Linked DNA regions of Homo sapiens: region 1 is linked to region 2. Evidence: chromatin loops called from intact Hi-C (ENCODE). Cell type or tissue: PC-9. All regions are shown on one strand. Each heading gives the region's core, and the rest is flanking DNA. Links, peaks and the distances in the headings are about the cores only. Region 1 has its middle 27 kb from the start of LINC02885. Region 2 holds the start of LINC01399 (long intergenic non-protein coding RNA 1399).

Evidence for each region. Peaks named below come from ENCODE experiments on the same cell type or tissue, not always from the same donor. Only the 100,000 strongest peaks of a DNase experiment are listed, where the experiment ranks them.
Region 1: it touches region 2 in a loop (8-fold over the local background); 2 of 110 quality-filtered maps call a loop at or near these places.

Annotation. Positions count from the first base shown.
Region 1 is chr22:35,018,360-35,030,739 of GRCh38, reverse strand. No RefSeq gene overlaps it. Among named protein-coding and RNA genes, the nearest start is that of LINC02885, 27 kb to the right of the region's middle. RefSeq lists an enhancer at 6,244-6,834. In PC-9, for the core only: CTCF peaks have their summits at 6,295 and 6,505 (motif pointing right); a DNase peak (open chromatin) is centred at 6,539; H3K27me3 peaks cover 1,636 bases.
Region 2 is chr22:35,225,290-35,237,669 of GRCh38, reverse strand. It overlaps LINC01399 (long intergenic non-protein coding RNA 1399), which reads left to right and starts at 6,614. Exons shown (of 6, transcript NR_126356.1): 1 at 6,614-6,672. LOC105373017 (a long non-coding RNA gene) reads left to right here. Exons shown (of 4, transcript XR_938210.3): 4 at 4,779-5,027. In PC-9, for the core only: CTCF peaks have their summits at 5,788 and 5,989 (motif pointing right); a DNase peak (open chromatin) is centred at 5,989; H3K4me3 peaks cover 995 bases; H3K27me3 peaks cover 5,847 bases.

The sequences.
Region 1 (12,380 bases), core at 1,540-9,539, 210 kb after region 2:
CGTAAACAACGCCGATGTGAAGTTTGAACTGTGTGGAGCCCACTGCAGCTTGGCAAATCTGCTGTAGCCAGACTGCCTCTCTAGATTCTTCCTCTCTGGGCAGGGCATCTCTGAAAGAAAGGCAGCAGCTCCAGTCGGGGGCTTATAGATAAAACTCCCATCTCCCTGGGACAGAGCACCTGGGGAAAGGGGCAGCTGTGGGCGCAGCTTCAGCAGACTTAAACTTTCCTGCCTGGTGGCTCTGAAGAAAGCAGCGGATCTCCCAGCACAGTGCTTGAGCTCTGCTAAGGGACAGACTGCCTCCTCAAGTGGGTCCCTGACCCCTGCGCCTCCTGACTGGGAGACACCTCCCAGCAGTGGTCGGACATCTCATACAGGAGAGCTCTGGCTGGCATCTGGCGGGTGCCCCTTTGGGACAAAGCTTCCAGAAGAAGGAACAGGCAGCAGTCTTTGCTGTACTGCAGCCTCTGCTGGTGATACCCAGGCAAACGGTCTGGAGTGGACCTCCAGCAACTCCAGCAGACCTGCAGCAGAGGGGCCTGACTGTTAGAAGGAAAACTAACAAGCAGAAAGAAATTGCATCAACATCAACAAAAAGGATGTCCACACAAAAACCCCACCAGAAGGTCACCAACATCAAAGACCAAAGGTAGATAAGTCCATAAAGGCGAGGAAAAACCAGCGCAAAAAGGCTGAAAATTCCAAAAACCGGAAGCCTCTTCTCCTCCAAAGGATCACCACTCCTCGCAGGCAAGGGAACAAAACTGGACAGAGAATGAGTTGGACAACTTGACAGAAGTAGGCTTCAGAAGGTGGGTAATAACAAACTCCTCTGAGCTAAAGGAGCATGGTCTAACCCAATGCAAGGAAGTGAAGAACCTTGAAAAAAGGTTAGAGGAATTGCTAACTAGAATAACCAGTTTAGAGAAGAACATCAATGACCTGATGGAGCTGAAAAACACAGCATGAGAACTTCGTGAAACATACACAAGTATCAACAGCTGACTTGGTCAAGTGGAAGAAAGAAAGGATATCAGAGACTGAAGATCAACTTAATGAAATAAAGCAAGAAGACAGGATTAGAGAAAAAAGAATAAAAAGGAACGAACAAAACCTCCAAGAAATATGGGACTATGTGAAAAGACCAAACCTATGTTTGATTGGTGTACCTGAAAGTGACAGGGAAAATGGAAACAAGTTGGAAAACACTCTGCAGGATATTATCCAGGAGAACTTCCCCAACCTAGCAGGACAGTCCAACATTCAAATTTGGGAAATACAGAGAACAAAGCAAAGACACTCCTCGAGAAGAGCAACCCCAAGACACGTAATCGTCAGATTCGCCAAGGTTAAAATGAAGGAAAAAATGTTAAGGGCAGCCAGAGACAAAGGTTGGGTTACCCACAAAGGGAAGCCCATCAGACTAACAGCGGATCTTTCTGCAGAAACCCTACAAGCCAGAAGAGAGTGGGGGCCAATATTCAACATTTTTAAAGAAAAGAATTTTCAACCCAGAATTTCATATCCAGCCAAACTAAGCTTCATAAGCGAAGGAGAAATAAAATCCTTTACAGACAAGCAAATGCTGAGAGATTTTGTCACCACCAGGCCTGCCTTACAGGAGCTCCTGAAGGAAGCACTAAATATGGAAAGGAAAAACCAGTACCAGCCACTGCAAAAACATACCAAATTTTAAAGACCATTGGCACTATGAAGAAACTGAATCAACGAACGGGCAAAATAACCAGCTAGCATCATGATGACAGGATCAAATTCACACATAACAATATTCACCTTAAATGTAAAAGGGCTAAATGCCCCAATTAAAAGACACAGACTGGCAAATTGGATAAAGAGTCGAGAACTCCCATGTGTTGTATTCAGGAGACCCATCTCATTGAAAAGACACACATAGGCTTAAAATAAAGGAATGGAGGAATATTTACCAAGCAAATAGAAAAAAAAAGTAGGGGTTGCAATCCTTATTCTCTGATAAAACAGACTTTTAACCAAAAAAGATAAAAAAAAGACAAAGGAGGGCATTACATAATGGTAAAGGGATCACTGCAACAAGAAGAGCTAACTATCATAAATATATATGCACCCAATACAGAGCACCCAGATTCATAAAGCAAGTTCTTAGAGACCTACAAAGAGACTTAGACTTTCACACAATAATAGTGGGAGACTTAAACACCCCATTGTCAATATTAGACAGATCAACGAGACAGAAAATTAACAAGGATATTCAGTACTTGCACTCAGCTCTGGACCAAGTGGACCTAATAGACATCTCCAGAACTCTCCACCCCAAATTAACAGAATATACATTCTTTCAGCACCACATAGTACTTATTCTAAAATTGACCACATAATTGGAAGTAAAACACTCCTCAGCAAATGCAAAAGAATGGAAATCATAACAGTCTCTCAGACCACAGTGCAATCAAATTAGAACTCAAGATTAAGAAATTCACTCAAAACCACACAACTGCATGGAAACTGAACAACCTGCTCCTGAATGACTACTGGGTAAATAATGAAATTAAGGCAGAAATAAATAAGTTCTTTGAAACCAATGAGAACAAAAACACAATGTACCAGAATCTCTGGGACACAGCAAAAGCAGTGTTTAGAGGGAAATTTATAGCACTAAATGCCCACAGGAGAAAGCAAAAAAGATCTAAAATCAACACCCTAACATCACAATCAAAAGCAATAGTGAAGCAAGAGCAAACACATTCAAAAGCTAGCAGAAGACAAGAAATAACTAAGATCAGAGCAGAACTGAAAGGATAGAGACACAAAAATGCCTTCAAAAAATCAATGAACATATGAGCTGGTTTTTTGAAAACATTAATAAAATACATAGACCGCTAGACAGACTGATAAAGAAGAAAAGAGAGAAGAATCAAATAGACACAAAAAAATGACAAAGGGGATAACACCACTGATCCCACAGAAATACAAACTACCATCAGAGAATACTATAAACACCTCTACACAAATAAACTAGAAAACTTAGAAGAAATGGATAAATTTTTGGACACATACACCCTCCCAAGACTAAACCAGGAAGAAGTTGAATCCCTAAATAGACGAATAACAGTTCTGAAATTGAAGCAGTAATTAATAGCCTACCAACCAAAAAAACAGCCCAGGACCAGATGGATTCACAGCCCAATTCTACCAGAGGTACAAAGAGGAGCTGGTACCATTTCTTCTGAAACTATTCCAACATTAGAAAAAGAGGGACTCCTCCCTAACTCATTTTATGAGGCCAGCATCATCCTGACACCAAAACCTGGCAGAGACACAACAAAAAAAGAAAATTTCAGGCCAATATCTCTGATGAACATTGATGTGAAAATCCTCAATAAAATACTGGCAAACTGAATCCAGCAGCACATCAAAAAGCTTATCCACCACAATCAAGTTGGCTTTATACCTGGGATGCAAGGCTGGTTCAACATATGCAAATCAATAAATATAATTCATCACATAAACAAAACCAATGACAAAAACCACATGATTATCTCGATAGATTCTGAAAAGGCCTTCGATAAAATTCAACAACGCTTCATGCTAAAAACTCTCAATAAACTAGGTATTGATGGAATGTATCTCAAAATAGTAAGGGCTATTTATGACAAACCCACAGCCAATATCATACTGAATGGGCAAAAGTCGAAGCATTCCCTTTTAAAACCGGCACAAGACAAGGATGCCCTCTCTCACCACTCCTATTCAAGATAGTATTGGAAGTTCTGGCCAGGGCAATCAGGCAAGAGAAAGAAATAAATGGTGTTCAAATAGGAAGAGAGGAAGTTAAATTGTCTCTGTTTGCAGATGACACAATCGTATATTTAGAAAACCCCATCGTCTCAGCCCCAAATCTCCTTAAGCTGATAAGCAACTTCAGCAAAGTCTCAGGATACAAAATCAATGTGCAAAAATCACAAGCATTCCTATACACCAATAATAGAGAGCCAAATCATGAGTGAACTCCCATTCACAATTGCTACAAAGAGAATAAAATATCTAGAATACAACTTACAAGGATGTGAAGGACCTCTTCAAGGAGAACTACAAACCACTGCTCAAGGAAATAAGAGAGGACACAAACAAATGGAAAAACATTCCCTGCTCATGGTTAGGAAGAATCAATATCATGAAAATGGCCTTACTGCCCCAAAGTAATTTATAGATTCAATGCTATCCCCATCAAGCTACTAATGACTTTCTTCACAGAATTAGAAAAAGCTACTTTAAATTTCATATGGAACCAAAAAAGAGCCTGTATAGCCAAGACAACCTTAAGCAAAAGAACAAAGCTGGAGGCATCACGCTACCTGACTTCAAACTATATTACAAGGCTACAGTAACCAAAACAGCATGGTACTGGTACCAAAACAGGTATATAGACCAATGGAACAGAACAGAGGCCTTAGAAATAATGCCACACATCTACAACCATCTGATCTTTGACAAACCTGACAAAAACAAACAATGGGGAAAGGATTCCCTATTTAATAAGTGGTGTTGGGAAAACTGGCTAGCCATATGCAGAAAACTGAAACTGGACCCCTTCCTTACACCTTATAAAAAAATTAACTCAAGATGGATTAAAGACTTCAATGTAAGACCTAAAACCATAAAAACCCTTGAAGAAAACCTAGGCAATACCATTCAGGACATAGGCATTGGCAAAGACTTTGTGACTAAAACACCAAAAGCAATTGCAACAAAAGCCAAAATTGACAAATGGGATCTAATTAAAGAGCTTCCGCATAGCAAAAGAAACTATCATCAGAGTGAACAGACAACCTACAGAATGGGAGAAAATTTCTGCTATCTATCCATCTGACAAAGGGCTAATATCCAGAATCTACAAGGAACTTAAATTTACAAGAAAAAAACCAACCTCATCAAAAAGTGGGCAAAGGATTTGAACAGACAATTCTCAAAAGAAGAAATTTATGCAGCCAACAAACATATGAAAAAAACCTCATCATCACTGGTCATTAGAGAAATGCAGACAAAACCACAATGAGACACCATCTCATGCCAGTTAGAATGGTGATCATTAAAAAGTCAGGAAACAACAGATGCTGGAGAGGATGTGAAGAAATAGGAATGCTCTTACACTGTTGGTGGGAGTGTAAATTAGTTCAACCATTGTGGAAGAGTGTGGCGATTCCTCAAGGATCTAGAACCAGAAATACCATTTGACCCAGCAATCCCATTACTGGGTATATACCTAAAGGATTATAAACCATTCTATAAAGACACATGCACACATATGTTTATTGCAGCACTATTCACGATAGCAAAGACTTGGAACCAACCCAAATGCCCATCAATAACAGACTAGATAAAGAAAATGTGGCACATATACACCATGGTATACTATGCAGTCATAAAAAAGGATGAGTTCATGTCCTTTGCAGGGACGTGGATGAAGCTGGAAACCATCATTCTCAGCAAACTCACACAGGAACAGAAAACCAAACACTGCATGTTCTCACGCATAGGTGGGAGCTGAACAGTGAGAACACATGGACACAGGGAGGGGAACATCACACCTGGGGACCTGTTGGGGAGTGGGGCTGGGCGGGGGACAGCATTAGGAGAAATACCTAATGTAGATGACAGGTTGATGGGTGCAGCAAACCATGGCACATGTATCCCTATGTAACAAACCTGCACGTTCTGCACATGCATCCCAGAACTTAAAGTATAATAATAATAAAAAAATTTACTAAGTTTACTCCCCCTTCCTGCTTTGTCTTCTCTTTAGCCAACCTTCCAACCTTTTTTTTTTTTTTTTTTGAGACGGAGTCTCGCTCTGTCACCCAGGCTGGAGTATAGTGGCGCAATCTTGGCTCACTGCAAGCTCTGCCTCCCGGGTTCACACCATTCTCCTGCCTCAACCTCCCGAGTAGCTGGGACTACAGGTGCCTGCCACCACGTCCGGCTAATTTTTTGTATTTTTAGTAGAGACGGGGTTTCACCGTGTTAGCCACGATGGTCTCGATCTCCTGACGTCGTGATCCGCCCCCCTCGGCCTCCCAAAGTGCTAGGATTACAGGCTTGAGCCACCGCGCCCGGCCCCTTTCAACGTTTTTGTCAAGGGAGAAGGCAGGCCCTAGCCCCAAGGCTCTGCGCTCCTTCTAACCCCACTGGGGCTGGAATGCCCCCCGCCCCAACGTGTGGCACCAGGAGTGGGGGGCACAGCTCTGCGACCTGTGCCTGTACCCCCTCCTCCTGCCCCACTCTGAAGCTGTCTGTGCTTTTTCGAGCCATCACCTAGGCTCTGCCTTCCTCCCCTCACCTCTTTCTCGCTTGCTCCCGCGCGCTCTCTCCACTTAGTGGTTCATTTACTGCTCAATCTGTGATTAATTAAAACAATTTAAATAACTGTGCTGACGCTAAATTCATTTCCAGCCACCTCCGCCGCGCAGGGCTGCGTGAGCACAGGAGAGCCGCGGTGCGGGCTCGCGCTGACCGCCAGGGGGAGCTGTGGTCTCAGGTTTGACTGGAAGCTTGGCGTCGGATGGCGGGGTTGGGTGCAGGAAAAAGGTTAAAACATGCAAGTTCTCCCCTCCCGCCCACTTTGCCTTCTTCCACCTGGGATTCTACCGTGTCCGTGCCCTCGCAGTCCCCAAAGATTCGCTGGGTTAATCCAGAATAAAAAATGTCAGGGAAGCAAACTCCTTTCTCCTGCCTGAGGTCAGCCCCAGGATATTCCCAGAACACCTGGGGCCCGGGGACCAGGAAGGTCATGCTTGCAGGAGGGGAAACACAGGCACAGACTGTGAGAAAGGAAGACCTGCCCATGGCCTCCCTTGGTGGGGGAAGGGTAGATCCTAAATTCAATGACTGGTGTCCTTATAAGAGGAGGGGACACAGAGAGACACATATACTGTGTCAAGGGCCGGGCGCAGTAGCTTACGCCTATAATCCCAACATTTTGGGACGCAGAGGCAGGTGGATCACCTGAGGTCAGGAGTTTGAGACCAGCCTGGCCAACATGGTGAAACCCCGTCTCTACTCAAAATACAAAACATTAGCTGGGCATGGTGGCAGGCGCCTGTAATTCCAGCTACTTGGGAGGCTGAGGCAGGAGAATTGCTTGAACCCAGGTGGCAGAGGTTGCAGTGAGCCAAGATTGCACCATTGCACTCTAGTCTGGGCGACAGAGCAAGACTCTGTTTCAAAAAAAAAAAAAAATGCCATGTGAAGATGGGGCAGTGATTGGTGTGATGCTGCCATGAGCAAGGGAACCCAAAAACTGGAAGAGACAAGGAAAGATCCTTCCCTGATCCTTCAGAGGGAGCGTGGCCCTGCCAACACCTCAATTTCAGGCTGCTAGCCTCCAGAACTGTGAGAGAATAAAAATAAGCTGGTTTAAGCCTCCCAATTTGTGGTCGTTTGTTATGGCAGGGCTAGGAAACTGTGACAAGGTGTTAGAAAGAAACCAGTATCTAGGAGCCTACTCAGTGCTGGGCGCTTTGCTAGATGGGTTCATGAACGTTTTCTCATTTAAGCCTCACCACAGTCACGTGCTGCAGGTTAAATTAACATCCTCATCTGTCTTGCAGGGCCAAACAGCTGGGAAGAGGCAGAACCAGGTTCAAGAGCAGGCCAGCCTCGGTCGGCAACTGGGGGTCTCAGCAGGTTGCCTACCTCATGCTCTAGGGCCCCGCCGTTTCCTGGAACCTTGCCTTGAACAGAAATGAGAACAAGGATGTGTAAGTTTGCTGGGTAGGGGAGGGACAAGAGCTCAGACATGGTCAGGAGGACCAGGCACGGCTGGAGGATGCTTGCTGTGTGGGCATGCTCTGGTGGAGAGAAGACAGCTCCACCCAGGCTGCTCCCTCACACAGAACTTCAGGACTCTGCACTCGGGAGCAGTGGCCCGCCTTATGGGTTAGCATGGTATGAGATTGGTATGAGTCAAAGTGACCTTGGGTAAGTGACTTCACTTCTCCATGCCTCGAATCTCACTGGGGCCAATTTTGCCCCCCAGGAAACACTTGGCAATATCTAGAGATATTTTTGCTTGTCACAACTGGGTGGAGGGTGCTACTGGCTTTGAGTGGGTAGAGACCAGGGATGCCGGCCAATGTCCTGCAATGTACGAGACAGGCCCTTACGACAAAGAATTATCCAGCCCAAAGGTCAATAGTGCCAAAGCTGAGGGACTGTCTCTACACAGTCTGCCCCATCAGTTCCCTTAGCTCATCCCCAGCCACTGTCCCCTGGCCCCCTCCACTTAGCCACACTGGCCTCCTCTGTGCCCCGAACATACCCTTTCTGAGAGCATTTACACTGGCTAGTTCATCCTCTCTGCCTGGCTGGCTCATTCCATGTCCTCCAGGCCTTTGCTCAGACGCCACCTTCTCAATGGGATCTAGTCCAACCACCCTATTTACAGCTGCAACCTGCGCCTCCTCCGTGGCCCTTTCATCTGTCTTATCCTGCTTTAAAAAAAATTTTGTAGCATGGATCACCTTCTAACATTCTCGGTATATTACTTATTTCCTGTATTTCTTGTCTGTCAACAAATAATTCTATTTTTGGTTTATTTTATCAACTGGTGTGTTTCCAGTGCCTAAAACAATGCTCGGGACATAATAGGTGCTCAATAAATATTTATTGAATCAAACAATGTCCCTTTATTAGACTTCTTTTTCTTTTTTTATTTTTTGAGATGGGGGTCTCCCTCTGTCACTCAGGCTGGAGTGCAGTGGTGTGATGTCAGCTTACTGCAGCCTCCGCCTCCTGGGTTCAAGCAATTCTCCCACCTCAGCCTCCTGAGTAGCTGGGATTACAGGGGCACGCCACCACACCTGGCTAATTTTTTGCATTTTAAGTAGAGATGGGGTTTCATCATCTTGGCCAGGCTGGTCTCGAACTCCTGACCTCGGGTGATCCGCCTGCCTCGACCTCCCAAAGTACTGGGATTTACAGGCGTGAGCCACCGCGCCTGGCCCTAGTAGATTTCTAATACACTTGGGAACACTCAAGGCCCTGGGAAGTCGGACAGTAAAGGAACCGATGTGGTTTTGTCTTACCCAGAGCTTCTCAGTCTCACTTGACCATGGAATCCACTCTCTCTCTCCCGCTTCATTCCCATTGACTCCAGCCATTCTGCAGGGCACACTCTGACAGTTGCTGTCCTGTTCCAGCCCTGTCCAGAGGATATATGCGGGCAAAGATTCTGAAAAGAAGAATTAGGGAGCTTTAGGACAAAGCAGTGGGGGCAGAACTTCCACCGGGACAGCTCCATGGGGACAGATGCACCGAGCCTGGCCCAGATGGGCAGATGCAAGCTCTGGATACTGAACGCTGGCTGGGTGGGAGAGAGGCTCAGCTGGGCGGCACCCTGCGTCACACCTGTGTAAATACCATGTTTTATGAGTCCAGGAAAGAACAAGCCTGCATGTGCTCAGGGGCATTCTTTGGAGGATCTGGGAAAATAAACCCTCGCCTACTTTCCCTGATGTAACAGAAAACTGGCAGTAGTTGTGTGAAAAATCAGGGTGTGTGTTTAGAAGACACTGAGCTGCTTGGGCGTCTCTTCTGAGGCCGTGTGCTGGGAAGTGGTGTCTGGGGAACCAGGACTGCTGGGCTTGAGGGGATGCTGGCATGGCAGCCTTTATCCAGAGGACGAGGAGGAGAGGGTGAGGGGCCGGATGCCCAGCCAAAGCAGGGGGACACTAAAAATGCAGAAGAGGACATGCAGCGAGTGGGTGGGTAGGTTTAATCACTGTGACCATCGAGGCCAGAGGTAAGGTTCGTGGGAGAAGCTTACCAGGAGGGACAGCTTCAGCCCTAGATAATCCAGAATCTCCCAAGGCTAGGAACACTTTCTGGATGACTGAGCCTAATGAAGCACAGCACTGCTGTTCCCAGATGTGCTCAACCAGGGCCCTGTGGCCAGCTGGCTGTGTTCACGCAGTTCTGTGCCTGGGACCTCACTCTTCCCTGCAATGTGGTGGTGAAATGTAGAGCCAGACCCCAGTTCAAATCTTGACTCCTTGGTGACTCGCTGTGTGACCCTGTGCAAGTTACTTAACCTCTCTGTGTCCTCTCTGCTTCCTTGTTACTAAAATGGGGTAATACTGTCCCCACTACACAGGGCTGTTGTGAAGATTAAATGAGGTAGTTCCTAATGAGAGTCTGGGCTGCCCTGTATGTAGAAAGGGCAACATGAATGGCGTTTTTGGTATTCCAGCTCTCCATTTGGAGTCCTCTCCTCCAGGCTCGCAGTCCCGTTGGCCCTGTCACTGGCCCTGCTCTGACCTTTGGTTCAGGTTTCCTGGGTCTTCTTCCCTCACTCTGGATACTTTGGTTCCCCAGGCCTGGGTCCCCAACTCTAATTTTGGCTGACTTTGATCTCATCTGCTGGATCTATAATGAGCATGGCTGGTCACTAGTCTAATATAGTATTAGTATCATAGCAATTAAAGACATGGAGGCTGGACATGAAAAAGAATGAGATCATGTCTTTTGCAGGGACATGGTTGAAGCTAGAAACCATCATTCTCAGCAAACTAACACAGGAACAGAAAACCAAACACCACATGTTCTCACTCATAAGTGGGAGTTGAACAATGTGAACACATGGACACATGGAGGGGAACATCACACACCGGGGTCTGTCAGGGGTTTGGGGGCAAGGGGAGGGAGAGCATTAGGACAAATACCTAATGCATGCCGGGCTTAAAACCTAGATGATGGGTTGATAGGTGCAGCAAACCACCACGCCACATTAACAAACCTGCATGTTCTGCACGTGTATCCCAGAACTTAAAGTAAAATTTATATATATATGTATGTATGTATCTTACAAATAAAAAGAATAAAGACATGGAGGCTGGAGTCAGGGAGACAAAAGAGACCCAGTCTCGAATTCTAGCTCTTCTACTTCGTAGCTGTGTGAGCTTGGATCAATCACTTAACCTCTCTGCACCTCGGTTTTCTCATCTATAAAATGGAGATGAATAACAATACTTACCTCATAAAATTACTAGGTGAGTTATGTATGAAAAGTGCTTATAATAGTGCCTGGCAGATGATAAGAGTTCAGGAAGGGTTAGCTATGATTACTGGCATCATCATTATTGCTGTGGTTTCTGCTATTCTGGGTTCAAACCCTGGCCCTGCTGTGTGACCTGGGGTAAGTCACTGCCCTGCTCTGGGGCTCAGAATCATCATCTGCTCCCTGGAGCATCCCCGCCCCCACCAACTTTTTTTTCTTTCTTTTGTTAACTGTGTGCCCATTTTCCAAACTCTGATGAGGTCCTGGTTTCCCAGCTGCCTTCTGGCCCAGGTCTTCTGAGAGACCCATCCTGGCCTGGGTGTCTGAGTGCTAAACTCAGGGTCCTTAGGCTCTTGAGTGTCTGTATTAGTGGCCTGCACAGAAAACCCTGCCTGGGGTTTCCCTGCCAAAGCCTAGAACCCTATTCCCACCCCAGGAGGATTCTGTGTGAGGACAAGAGGACTCCCTTATTGGGAGGGATGCCTTCACTGGGAGGGACTCCTTTACTGGGAACACCCTTGACACTTCCTTCCGGCTCTGGGCACCTAAGGCTGTTGTCAGATTCACTGCTAGCTTTTCTGGCTTCCATAGCTTCCATGGATATGTCAGAAGCCATTGAGCCTATCTGATCTGGAACAGCATCAGCTCAGAACACGGGAAGGAAGTCAAACTGCCATCTAACCTTGGGGTCATCCCTGGATGTTGTCATCCATCCAACAAATATTAATTGAACACCTAATCAAGCTAGGCACCATTTTAGAGACTACGGATAGAGAATCAAAACAGAGCTCTTAGCCTCTGGAAGACTGATTACTACTGGTCACCATCCTCTTCTTCCCTTCCTGCAAGATGATCATACTTCCGGGTCCCATTGAATGTGGGCTTCATTCATTCAGAATAAAGTCTGCACAGAATTATGTATGCCAGCGTTCATGCTTTGCCACGTTCTCTTTTCCGTCTGGCAAGTCATCTGCTACATTCTGGATAGTGACTCTCCATCATCCTGGGTCTTAGAGTGAGGACCATCGTGGCATGGGAGCAGACCCCATAGCTGATGTAGGGCCTGATGGACCACAGCAAGGACATGGGATTTGATCCCAGGGGTACTGGGAAGCTGTGGGAGGGCAGACAGCAGGGATATGGCATGATCTCACTTATTTTACAAAAGGTTCCCTCTGGCTTCTCTGTGAAGAGATCACAGGGGGTGAGGGACAAAGCAGGGAAGCCTTGGTGACCTCCCTGTGCCAGGCCACAGGCATGATCCTATTCATTCCCACTCCACCCGGTTAGCCACACCCTGGCAGCACCCCTGGCTCTGAGCTGCCAGAGG
Region 2 (12,380 bases), core at 1,570-9,569:
TTGAAAAGATAAATAAAATTGATAGACCATTAGCAAGATTACCTAAGAAAAGAAGAGAGAAAATCCAAATAACCTCACTGAGAAACGAAACAGGAGATATTACAACTGACACCACAGAAATACAAAAGATCATTCAAGGCTACTATGAACACCTTTACATGCATAAACTAGAAAATCTAGAAGGGATGGATAAATTCCTGGAGAAATACAACCCTCTTAGCTTAAATCAGGAAAAATTAGATACCCTGAACAGCCAATAACAAGCAGCAAGATTGAAACAGTAATTAAAAAATTACCAACAAAAAGAAGTCCAGGACCAGGTGGATTCACAGCAGAATTCTACCAGACATTCAAAGAAGAATTGATACCAATCCTTTTGATACCATTTCACAAGACAGAGAAAGAAGGGACCCTCCCTAATTCATTCTATGCAGCCAGCATCACCCTAGTACCAAAATCAAGAAAAGACACAACCAAAAAAGAAAACTACAGACTGAGATCCTTGATTGACATAGATGCTAGAATCCTTAACAAAATACTAGCTAACTGAATCTAACAACATATCAAAAAGATAATCCACTGTGATCAAGTGGGTTTCATACCAGGGATGCAGGGATGGTTTAACATATGCAAGTCAATAAATGTGATACACCACATTAACAGAATTAAAAACAAAAATCACATGATCATCTCAACAGATGCAGAAAAAGCATTCAACAAAATCCAGCATCCCTTTATGATTAAAACCCTCAGCAAAATCGGCATGCAAAGGCTTAATGTAATAAAAGCCATCTATGACAAACCCACAGCCAACATAATACTGAATAGGGAAAAGTTGAAAGCATTCCCTCTGAGAACAGGAACAAGACAAGGATGCCCACCTTCACCACTCCTCTTCAACATAGTACTGGAAGTCCTAGCCAGAGCAATTGGACAAGAGAAAGAAATAAAGGGCATCCAGATTGGTAAGGAGGAAGTCAAACTGTTGCTGTTTGCTAACGATATCATCAGTTACCTTGAAAACCCTAAGGGCTCCTCCAGAAAGCTCCTAGAACTGATGAAAGAATTCAGCAAAGTTTCCAATACAAGATTAATGTACACAAATCAGTAGCTCTTCTATACACCAACAGCGACCAAGCAGAGAATCAAATCAAGAACTCAACCCCTTTTACAATAGCTGAAAAGAAAGAATAAAATACTTAGGAATGAAAGACCTCTACAAGGAAAACTACACAACACTGCTGAAATAAATCATAGATAACACAAACAAATGGAAACATATCCCATGCTCATGGATGGGTAGAATCAATATTGTGAAAATGATCATACTGCCAAAAGCAATCTACAAATTCAACACAATCCCCATCAAAATACCACCATCATTCTTCACAGAGTTAGAAAAAAAATTCTAAAATTCATATGGAACCAAAAAGAGCCCACATAGCCAAAGCAAGACTAAGCAAAAAGAACAAATCTGGAGGCATCACACTACCTGATTTCAAACTATACTGTAAGGCCATAGTCACCAAAACAGTGGGGTACTTGTGCAAAAATAGGCACATAGACCAATGGAACAGAATAGAGAACCCAGAAATAAACCCAAATACTTACAGCCAACTGATCTTTGACAAAGCAAACAAGAACCTAAAGTTGGAAAAGGACAGACTTTTCAACAAATTGTGCTGGGATCATTGGCAAGCCACATGTAGGAGAATGAAACTGGATACTCATCTCCCACCTTATACAAAAATCAACTCAAGATGGATTAAGGACTTAAACCTAAGACCTGAAACTATAAAAATTCTAGAAGATACTTCAATAAAGGTGTCAAAATGTCAAAAAAGGGACTCAGATTAAATTTCTAGAGATGAAAGCTACAATGCCTGACATGAAAAATGCACTAAATGGAATTAATAGCCATTTAGACACTGAAGAAGAAAAGTTTTTTTTTTTTAGATATAGCAATAGAAACCATCCAAAATGAAACATAGAAGAAAGACCCCTAAATGAAGAATTTTAGTGAGCTGTGGGACAATTTTAATTTTAACGTAAATGTAATTTGAGTACCTGGATGAGGAGAAAGACTTGAGTGTGTAGTTGCTTCATGGCGTCAATGGTGTACTTAAGTGTGCTTTTGTGGTGGCTGGTAATAGTTTTTCGTTTCCATATTTAGCCCTCCCTTAAGGATCTCTTGTAAGGCAGGTCTGATGGTAACCTAGGAAATACCATTCTAGACATAAGCCCTGGCAAAGATTCCATGACAAAGACACCTAAAGCAATTGCAATAAAACCAAAAATGGATAAATGGAAGCTAATTAAACTAAAGGGCTTCTGCATAACCTACAGAATAGGAGAAAATATTTGCAAACTATGCATCCAACAAGGGTCTAATAACCAGAATCTATAAGGAACTTAAACAAATTAACAAGCGAAAACCAAACAACCCCATTAAAAAATGGGCAAAGGACATGAACAGACAGTTTTCAAAAGAAGATGTAACACACAGCCAACAAGCATATGAAAAAATGCTCAATATCATTAATCATTAGAGAAATGCAAATCAAAACCACAGTGAGATACTATCTCACACCCGTCAGAATGACTAATTAAAAAGCCAAAAACTAACAGATGCTGGCAAGGTTGCAGAGAAAAGGGAATGCTTATACACTGCTGGTGGGAGCGTAAATTAGTTCAGCCACTGTGGAAAGCAATTTGGAGATTTCTCAAAGAACTTAAAACAGAACTACCATTTGACGCAGCAATCTCATTACTGGGTATATACCTGTAGGAGTATAAATCATTCTACTATAAAGGTACATGTACGTATATGTTCATTACAGCATTCATTATCACAATAGCAAAGACGTGGAATCAACTTAGGTGCCCATCAATGGTAAATTGGATAAAGAAAATGTAGTACGTTTATACCATGGAATACTACACAGCCACAAAAATAACAAAATCATGTTTTTTTGCAGCAGCAGCATGGATGGAGCAAGAGGTCATTATCCTGAGAAAATCAACACAGGAACAGAAAACCAAATGCCGCATGTTCTCACTTACAAGTGGGAGCTAAACAATGAGTGCACATGGACTCAAAGAAGGGAACAGTAGACACTGGGGCCTATTTGAAGGTGTAGGGTAGGAAGAGGGTGAGGATCAAATAACTACCTATTGTGTACTATGCTTATTACCTGGGTGATGAAGTAATCTGTACACCAAACCCCTGTGACACACAATTTACCCATGTAACAATCATGCACATGTACCCTAAACCTAAAATAAAAGTTGGAAGGAAAAATAGAGAACGAATACTAAAAAAAATTTGCAGAAATAATGGGTCAAAAATTTCCAAACCCTCAAACGTAAAAACTGCATCAAGGTATATCATAATCTAATTGCTTAAAACCAATGATGAAGAGAAAATCTCAAAAAGCAGCCACAGTAAAAAGATCTATGTGTAGAAAAGAGTGAAGACTGCTGTCCTTAGAAAAGGCTACTTGTGGGTTTGGTCCTTGGCTGGTGTCTGGGAACTTGGATTCCAAGAGACAAGTTTTGTTTCCCTCTTTCCTTCTGTCTGAAGGCTGATAACTCTATTGCAATGACCAAGGATTCAGGGAATGTTAATTCTGAAGTTCTCCATTCCCTGGACCCAAGCACAGTCTCTCCTATAGAAGCCTGTTCAAATGGCAACAGCTCTGAGCCCTCACTTAATTTACTCAGAAGGGGTCCAGCTTTCTCTAGTTCCCCAAATTTTCCCAGGTGCCCAGAGGTTCTTGCGCAGTCTCAGGATTTGGCTTTCATTCTGCCTCTCCTTGCCTGAAGAACCCTTCCCTGATGACCTTGTGATTTTCAGAATATCTGCAGTGATATGGCTCCAGCAGAGCTGCCCACCTCCTGTGAGCACAGCTTCACCTTCCTCAGCTCTTTGCTTATGCTTAGTCAGGGGAGTCACCTGGCAAGCACATGATCACATGACAAACATGGTCCCCAAGTGTCCCAGGAGCTCTTCAGTGATGAGTTCCTTGAGGATGGACACCATATCTTGTCTCCAAGGCATGACCACAGTGCCAGGTGGCTGGACCATGAATGGGTTATGATGGATCAGAATTCTCTGAGGACAGAATTCTCAGGGTTGATTCCTGGTTACTTGTCCAGGCTCCTATCATCATGCCCCTTAATTCCCAGCTATCCATCCCAGGGCAAACTTCCTCCCAGGGTCTGTCCTGTCCTTTCAGCAATTGGGCTCCAGTTGAGGCTACCCCAGTCCATAAGGTGTATTTTAATAATTTAAACTTCAGAGGGGAGGGATCAGAGTTCTCTTCCCTCTTCTCTTTGGAGGAACTTATCATATGTAAAACTACGGTTGCAAATAAATAAGTAAAAAGCAAATGGTGTGATGAGGGAGGGTTGATATCCCATTACTTTCCTGCTGGTCTTTCAATTCCAGTTGCTTGCTTAGGGTCAGCTGTTTGTAAATGCTTGTTGAATGAATAAAATAGAGGAGGTTAAGATGATTAGGCTCTGTGTCTCCACCCAAATCTCATCTTGACCTGTACCCCCCAGGTGTTGAGGGAGGAATCTGGTCGGATTGAAAGGAGGTAACAGTGGAATGCCATGCACGATCTCGGATTTTCTTTTGGGTAGATGACATTATTGGGACAAGTTGGTAAAATCTAAATAAGGTTTGCAGGGTAGATAATAGTATTGAATTTATGCCAAATTCCTGATTTTGATAAGTGAATTGCAGTTATATAAGGGAATGTCCTTCTTTTTAGGAACTATGTACTGAAGATTTGGGGGCAAAAGAGGACCACATCTGCAACTAACTGGAGATGGTTCAGAAGATGATGCACACACACTCAAGCATATCGAGAGAGAAAGGGGCAGAGGACACAGAAGGCCCTGAGTTTAATGTGCATGTTTTGGGGAATTTGGAAGAAGAGCCCCTGATAATTCATCCTTCATTATTCTTGCAACTTTTCTCTAAATCTGAAATTATATTAAAATATAAAGTTAGAAGAAAACATGAAGAGTACTCACTTAGTATTCATTCATCTCACACCGACATTGTACCCTCTCCAGACATTGATCCATGAAGTGACTTTTCCTGTGATGGGCCATGAGCCAGGGATGTGCTGGGGGGAATGGGGAGATGAATAAACTCCCACCTCACTCTTTAGGGGTCTGTGGAATGGTGGATGAGACAGACACACCTTGTCTCTACCCTGCACCGTGTAACTGGGCCTTGCGTGGTCCTTTGTGAGTGTGTAGTAAGGGTAATTTCTTCAGAAGAGTTCATGAAGAAGCAGAAAATATGGCCAGGTGAATACATTTTCCTTAAAAAATAACTTACATGGTGAAACCCCGTCTCTACTAAAAATACAAAAATTAGCCAGGCGTGGTGGCAGGCGCCTGTAGTCCCAGCTACTCGGGAGGCTGAGGCAGGAGAATCGCTTGAACCTGGGAGATGGAGGTTGCAGTAAGCCGAGATCGCGCCACTGCACTCAGCCTGGGCAACAGAGAGACTCTGTCTCAATAATAATAATAATAATAATAATAATAATAAAAATTACACATCAAAGTGCCCTTTGTATAAAGCACTTATAAGTGAGTCTATTTAAAATTAATTTTAGAGACATCATAAAAGTGAGTCATCTCATTTAATTTTTACAACCATCCTCTGAAGTAGGTACTTACTTAATCTCATTATGACACAACTTATTTGCAGTAAAGGAAACAAACGTGGAAAGGTTAAGTTACCTGCCCCAAATCAAGGAACTACAAGGAACTGTCCATCTGGACGCTGAGCTCTAAGCTTCTAATAATAATTGCACACCTCTAGGGTTAGGAAGGGCAGGTCTATGGGCTGATGAGAAAGTGTCTAGGAAGCCGATGGCCAAATTTACCTGCTTGGCTTTACGCTGCCTGCGTGGGTGTGTCCAAAGCTCAGAGCTCCTTGAGGCCTTCCTCTGTGGGTCCGCTAGAGGGCGCTGTTGGCCCAGTTCAGAAGTATGTTTTTGCCCTTGAATTCAGGTGTGGTCAGGGAAGGAATTGCTGTAAAAGCTAAAGAAGCTTAAGCTTCAGGACTTCTCACCTGTACAGACCCCTTCTGCTTTTGTACCTAACTTTGCATTTATAATTTCGTATCATTTTCCCATAAGAGGGCTTCCTGAATAAGTTGCGGGCTCCTCAAATCTGTAGTCCCCTTTCTTATGTCAATACTTTGGTAACTCAGCCTGGGGGACTGGGACATTGAGCGTCTTGAGCATCATGAAGTGTAAATTTCCAGGGCATCTGGCTGTCCGTCTTCCGGCTGTGGACTCCCGGAGAGCAGGGGCTCTGCCCTGTTTGACTTGGACTGTCTGCTATGTAGAACAAGCTGTTTGTAAATGTTTGTTGAAAGAATGAAATAAAGGAGGTTGAGATGGTTAGGCTCTGTGTCCCCACCCAAACCTCATCTTGACCTGTACTCCCCAGGTGTTGAGGGAGGAACCAGGTGGGAGGTGATTGGATCATGAGGGCGGTTCCCCCCATGCCGTTCTCGTGATAGTGAGTGAGTTCTCACGAGATCTGATGGTTTTATAAGGGGCTCCTCCCCCTTCACTTCCTTCACAAGCGTCCTCTCCTGCTGCCGTGTGAGATATGGCTGCTTCCCGTTCTGCCATGATGGTAAGTTTACTGAGGCCTCCCCAGCCACGTGGAACTGTGAGTCAATTAAATCTCTTTTCTTTATAAATTACCCAGTCTCAGGCAGTTATTTAGAGTCGTGTGAAATGGACCAATACAGAGGTAAACAGCCCCCCCAGCACCACTGCCGCTGCTTTAATCTTCTCTTTGGGTCTCAGTTCCCCAACTTTAAAGGTGGGGGCAGGCATTGGATTAGAGTTCATCTCTAAGTCTCTTTTCAGTCAGATGTTTACTCTAGGATTTGCTCCCTGTCCATCCCTTTCTCAACTCTACCACCTGTCATTTCATTTTATTTCTCTAGTTCTGTCCTCCTCTCCAGCCCATGCCCTCACATGGCTAGAGCCTCCTTGGCTCTGCTAACACCTTTAGGTGCTGGGATTACATGCATGAGCCACAGAATCTGGCCATGGTATAGAACATTTTTACCACCCCAGAAAGCTTCCCATGCCCCATTTCTTCTCCAGTCTTTGGCTTCTGGCAACTACTGATCTGTTCCCTGGCACTGTGCTTTGCCTTTTCTAGAATTTCATATACATGGAATCCTACAGAAAGTAGTCTTCTGTGTCTGCCTGCTTTCATTCAGCATAACGTTTTTGTGATTCATCCAGGTTCCGTCATGCATCTGTCATTCATTTCTTCTTGTTACTGACTAGTATTCTATTGTATGGGTATACCATAATTTACCTACCAGTTGATGAACAAGGCACCAGAATGAAAATGGTCCGAGTTTGAATTTAGACTCTGCTATGCGTTGCCTGTATGATCCTGAGCAAACTGTGTAGCTTCTCTAAGCCTCACACTTCTCAGCTGTACAGTAGGGACAGTAACACCTTCCCCTAAGGTTGCTGAGAGGATTAGATGAGCTCAGCCCTGAGGAACACCTCGCTGTGTGTCTGGTACTCAATAGCTGGTTGTTATCAAGGATGTATTGAACTGTCTGAACCAGGTGGGGGCATATTCTGCTCTACTCTTATCTTTCTTACAATATCGTAGGCAGATCCTTGAGATTTTTGGTCATTTGCAGCTAAGTACTTCAATCTGGTTTTTCATTTAATGCTCCTCTTTCCCACCCTCCCGCTCAGGCTTGACCCAGCCCCAGAGACCTGCGCCGGGAGAGGGATGGGAAAGGTTGGGAGCAATGGGCAGGATGCTAGCTGTTTCTCAGGGTGCCTGTGTGGGTTCTTCAGAGGTCCTCGTGAAGAGCTCTTGTGGGAGCCCTGACCACCCCATTAGCCCCCATCGTTGCCAGGGGGAGCCCACAGCTTCTTGCCACTCAAGTCTCCTTGGGTAATGATTAGGATCTTTGGACGTGGAAATTGCTCAAGTCTTGGTCCTTCAGTGGTGTTCTCTCCGCCTGTGGGAGACTCACGCATCTTTGCCATGCTATAGTGGGAGTGCCTGCTGCTGCACCTCCACCCCCTACCCTGTGCCTCGCTCCAGGTCTTTTCTCCCCTGTTCTGTTAGACTTAAGGGGCAGATCAGAGAGTCTGCTGCAGAAACACAGATCTAGGGTCCTTTTCTTTCAGGCAGCCCCTAGCAGATGCTGGGATGTGGGCAATGTCTCCTACCTACATTCCTTGTCTCTGCTAAAGTGCTCACTGGCTAACCTCCAGGGCAGCCCCTGTATCTCTTTGCCTGAGGGCGTTCTACAGTGGCCAGGCCCCGGGCCAGAGTAGTGGGCCTAAGTACCAGGAAATTAACACCACAGCAGCAGCCCTCCATGATGACTGGTGAGTGTTGGCGTGTATTAATAAATGCCCAGGTCCCTTGCCCCCTGGTGGGATGACTCTGAAAGTCGTCTTCCTCACTAGCTCCCAGTGTTTCACAGCAGGATGAATTCCCTCTCATCCACAGTGGTCACTTCTCAATAACCACACCCTTTTCACTGCCGTTCTTTCTCCAGCTCTTTCTTATTCCCCTCCTGGAGTTTCCTTGGATAATCTCTCAAGTTAGTCACGTGTCCTTGGATTCTTGCCTCAAGGTCTCCTTCTGGGGAACCCAAACGATGCCATAGCCCTAATCTTTGCAAATGACTTTCTTGAAGTTGGCTTGGGTGGGAGCCAGGGCCGTACAGCAGGAAACGAAAAGACACAGCGCTCTCCCCATATTTCAAATACTCCCTTGTCTAGTGAGTCCTCTGGAATTCCTCCAGGTCTTTTGCTGATAAAGGTTGGAGGGGCTTGGGAAGGGGTGATGGCTGTGGGGCAGAGGTACTTCTGTCCTTTCTTGGCTCATCTTGCATGGCTATGTCACTGTGCTTTTTAGAATGTGAGAGGATTTCATGCCCATTGTCCCTAGTTTGGGGGTTTATGCAGAATTTTGGGACAACAGGGAAAACCTGTTTTCTTAGCACAATGCACAGCATTTACATATTAGTCTGCTCAGGCTGCCCTAATGAAATATCATAGACAGTGTGGCTTAAATAACAGACATTGATTTCTCACAGTTCTGGAGGCTGGAAGTCTGAGATCAGGGTGCAGTGTGGTAGGGTCTGGTGAGGACCCTTTTCCAGGCTTGCAGAAAGCTGCCTTCTCACTGTGTCCTCACAAGACAGAGGGAGAGCGCTGATGTCTGTTTCTCTTCTTATAAGGGCACTAATCCCATCACGAGGACCCCACCCTCATGACCTCATTAAGCCTAATTATCTCCCAAAGGCCCTAGCCCCAAATACAGTCTCACTGGGAGTTAAGGCTTCAATATAAGAATTCGGGGGAAAACAATACGGTCTGAAGCAGCTTATTGACATGATGATGATGCACCTCTGATTTTACCACTGAAACCTGTTTCTCCTGCTGTATTCCTTATGTTGGGGAAGACATTCTTTCCTCCCTGACTTCCTCCTCCCCTCATGTCTGGTTAGGCATAAAGTGTTGTCAATTCTACCACCTCCTAAGTATTAAGTACTTCCTCTCCGCTGTCCTCCACAACTTCTCTAGGCCAGGCTCTCATGCCTCATATTGGTCAGGATTGAGTTTCATGTGTGTCCCTGTGAAGAGACCACCAAACAGGCTTTGTGTGAGCAATAAAGCTTTTTAATCACCTGGGTGCAGGTGGGCTGAGTCCGAAAAGAGAGTCAGCAAAGGGAGATAGGGGTGGGGCCGTTTTATAGGAGTGGAGTAGGTAGTGGAAAATTACAGTCAAAGGGGGTTGTTCTCTGTCTGGCAGGGGTGGGGGTCACAAGGTGCTCAGTGGGGGAGCTTTTGAGCCAGGATGAGCCAGGAGAAGGAATTTCACAAGGTAATGTCATCAGTTAAGGCAGGTATAGGCCATTTTCACTTCTTTTGTCATTCTTCAGTTACTTCAGGCCATCTGGATATGTATGTGCAGTCTTGGGCCCAGAGGCCTGACATTGAGTAACAGAAAACAGCTCCATTGCTTACAAAGGTGAAGGGTGTATTATTACATGCAAAAGGAAGTCTGGGGCAGGCAGTCCAGAACTGGAACAAATGCCCAAAAATGTCATCAGGGACCCTGGTGCCTCCTCCTGTTTCTACTCCAGTATCCTCAGTGTTGGCACTGGTTCTTGTGGTCACAGGGTAGTTGCTGCTTCTCCAGGCGTCACTTCCTCATTCCAGGCCATAACTCCTAATTGAGAGCCTTTGTCTTTTTTACTGGGGAGGGGCTCGAGTGAGTGTGCAGGGGCAGGGGGTGTGCAGATGGCTTAGAGTAGCCAGTTCCCGGGATTTGCTACATCATGTCTTACCATAGCTGCCTCCTAACTGATCTTTCTGCCTCCATTCTCACCGGTACATTCTTGTTGACAGCATGTCCCTCTAGGGGCAATAAGAAACCATTATACCTAGCAAATCAATGATAAGACAAATGGTAACCATAATACCAATGGGAAGTACTTATTAGATGTGTAAATTGCATGCGGAACATTTAGTGCTTAAAGGGATACTCATGAAAGCCACTTTGTTATTATTTCACTCTGTCCCTCTAATGCTGGCTGGAGGATGGCTGTCCTTTCCCTGTCCTTGGATGAAAACTCTGCTCATCTCCATGACTCTGTCTGTCACTGGAGGCAAGACAAAGCCCTATGGTCAGTGGGAGTTGCAAAACAGAACCTGAGTCTCTTCCCAAGGTAACACTCCTCCTTCCCCCATCCAGCTGGGACTAGCTGCAGACAGGACACTGGCTTTGGGAAGGGGGATAGCCCTTTTCTCTTTTTCACTAAGATCTGCTGTTTCTGATTCCTTTTGCTGTGGAGTATTGGGTAGAGAAGTGTGGAAAGAAGGAAAGTGGGTCAGCACAGTTCTTATGTGCCTGTTAACAGCATCCTATGGCTTCATGATCTTTGGCTTGGTATGAGATGGGAGCTGACTGTCCGCCAGGCACTTGGGTTTTCTGGAGATTCCCTTGCTGCCCTTAACTCCCATCCTGTGCCCCTGGGCACTGCTGCCCCACCAACTGCTGGATTTTCCAGAACCCACTCACACAGACGCAGAGACCTTCTCAGTTGGTTGAGATCCCCTGACTACACACTCAGGGGCTGCCCCTGAGATGAACATTTCATGTACAAATGGTATATTCAGGAGGTGCTCCCAGGAGAAAGCTGTGAGCAAATTGGGCCAGAAGGAAAGGGAAGGGAGAGAAGCCAAGCAAGGCAGTGACTTCAGGTGAAGCCCCAGCTTCAGTCTGATTCTGTGGGCAGCTCTGCAGTATATATTAGACCTTAGAGTTCGTTCCGACTCAGCAAGGTTGCTGGCCTTTCATGTTCCCACACTACACGGTTGTTGGCTCAGGACTGCACCCAGGGGCCTGTGAAGGTGCCCAAGGGCCGGCTTCCAGAGACACTCAGCGGGTGCAGCCTTTAGAAGCAAAGGCACACAGGACCCAGTAAGAATCATAAAAAGGCCAGGCACGGTGGCTCATGCCTGTAATCCCAGCACTTTTGGAGGATGAGGTAGGTGGATCACTTGAGGTCAGGAGTTTGAGACCAGCCTGGCCGCCATGGTGAAACCCCGTCTCTACTAAAAATACAAAAATTAGCTGGGCATGGTGGCACACGCCTGTAATCCCAGCTACTCGGGAGGCTGAGGCAGGAGAATTGCTTGAACCTGAGAGGTGGAGGCTGCAGTAAGCCAAGTTTGCACCAGTGCACTCCAGCCTGGGTGATACAGCAAGACTCCATAGACCCCCACCTCAAAAAGAAAAAAAAAAGAATAATAAAAAAGTACAAGTAGAGCACCTACAGTGTCCCCAGCATCATGCTTACTGGACTCTGGGGGCTGTTTATCTTATTGTCCAAACTTGTTTTTCCAGTGACCAGCTCCTCCTGTTTGTCTGACCCTAACTTTCCACCTTTAAAACTCCTGTCTGAGAAGCTGAGGCCAGCTGCAGTGGGAAGAAAAGGGTACATGGAGAGTGTCACTTTTTCTGAGGGCACCGCTATTCACCCCCCATCCTACCCCCCATTCTTCCAACATCCATCACAACTCATCACCATTCACATAAACTTTGACACACACTTTGTGTATTTCCATAATGTTGTCAGCTGCCCATAGAGCATTGAGAATATATTTCCCCATTCTAGAGTGTTGGTAACTCAATGTATAGCAATTTATTCCACAAACACAGACAGTAACTCAACTGGTGAGAGGAGAAAAAATAAAAAAAGGATGCTACCAAACCACCACTGTCTCAGCACTGGAAATCAAAATGGTAATGCATGGAATAGATTTCTGCAA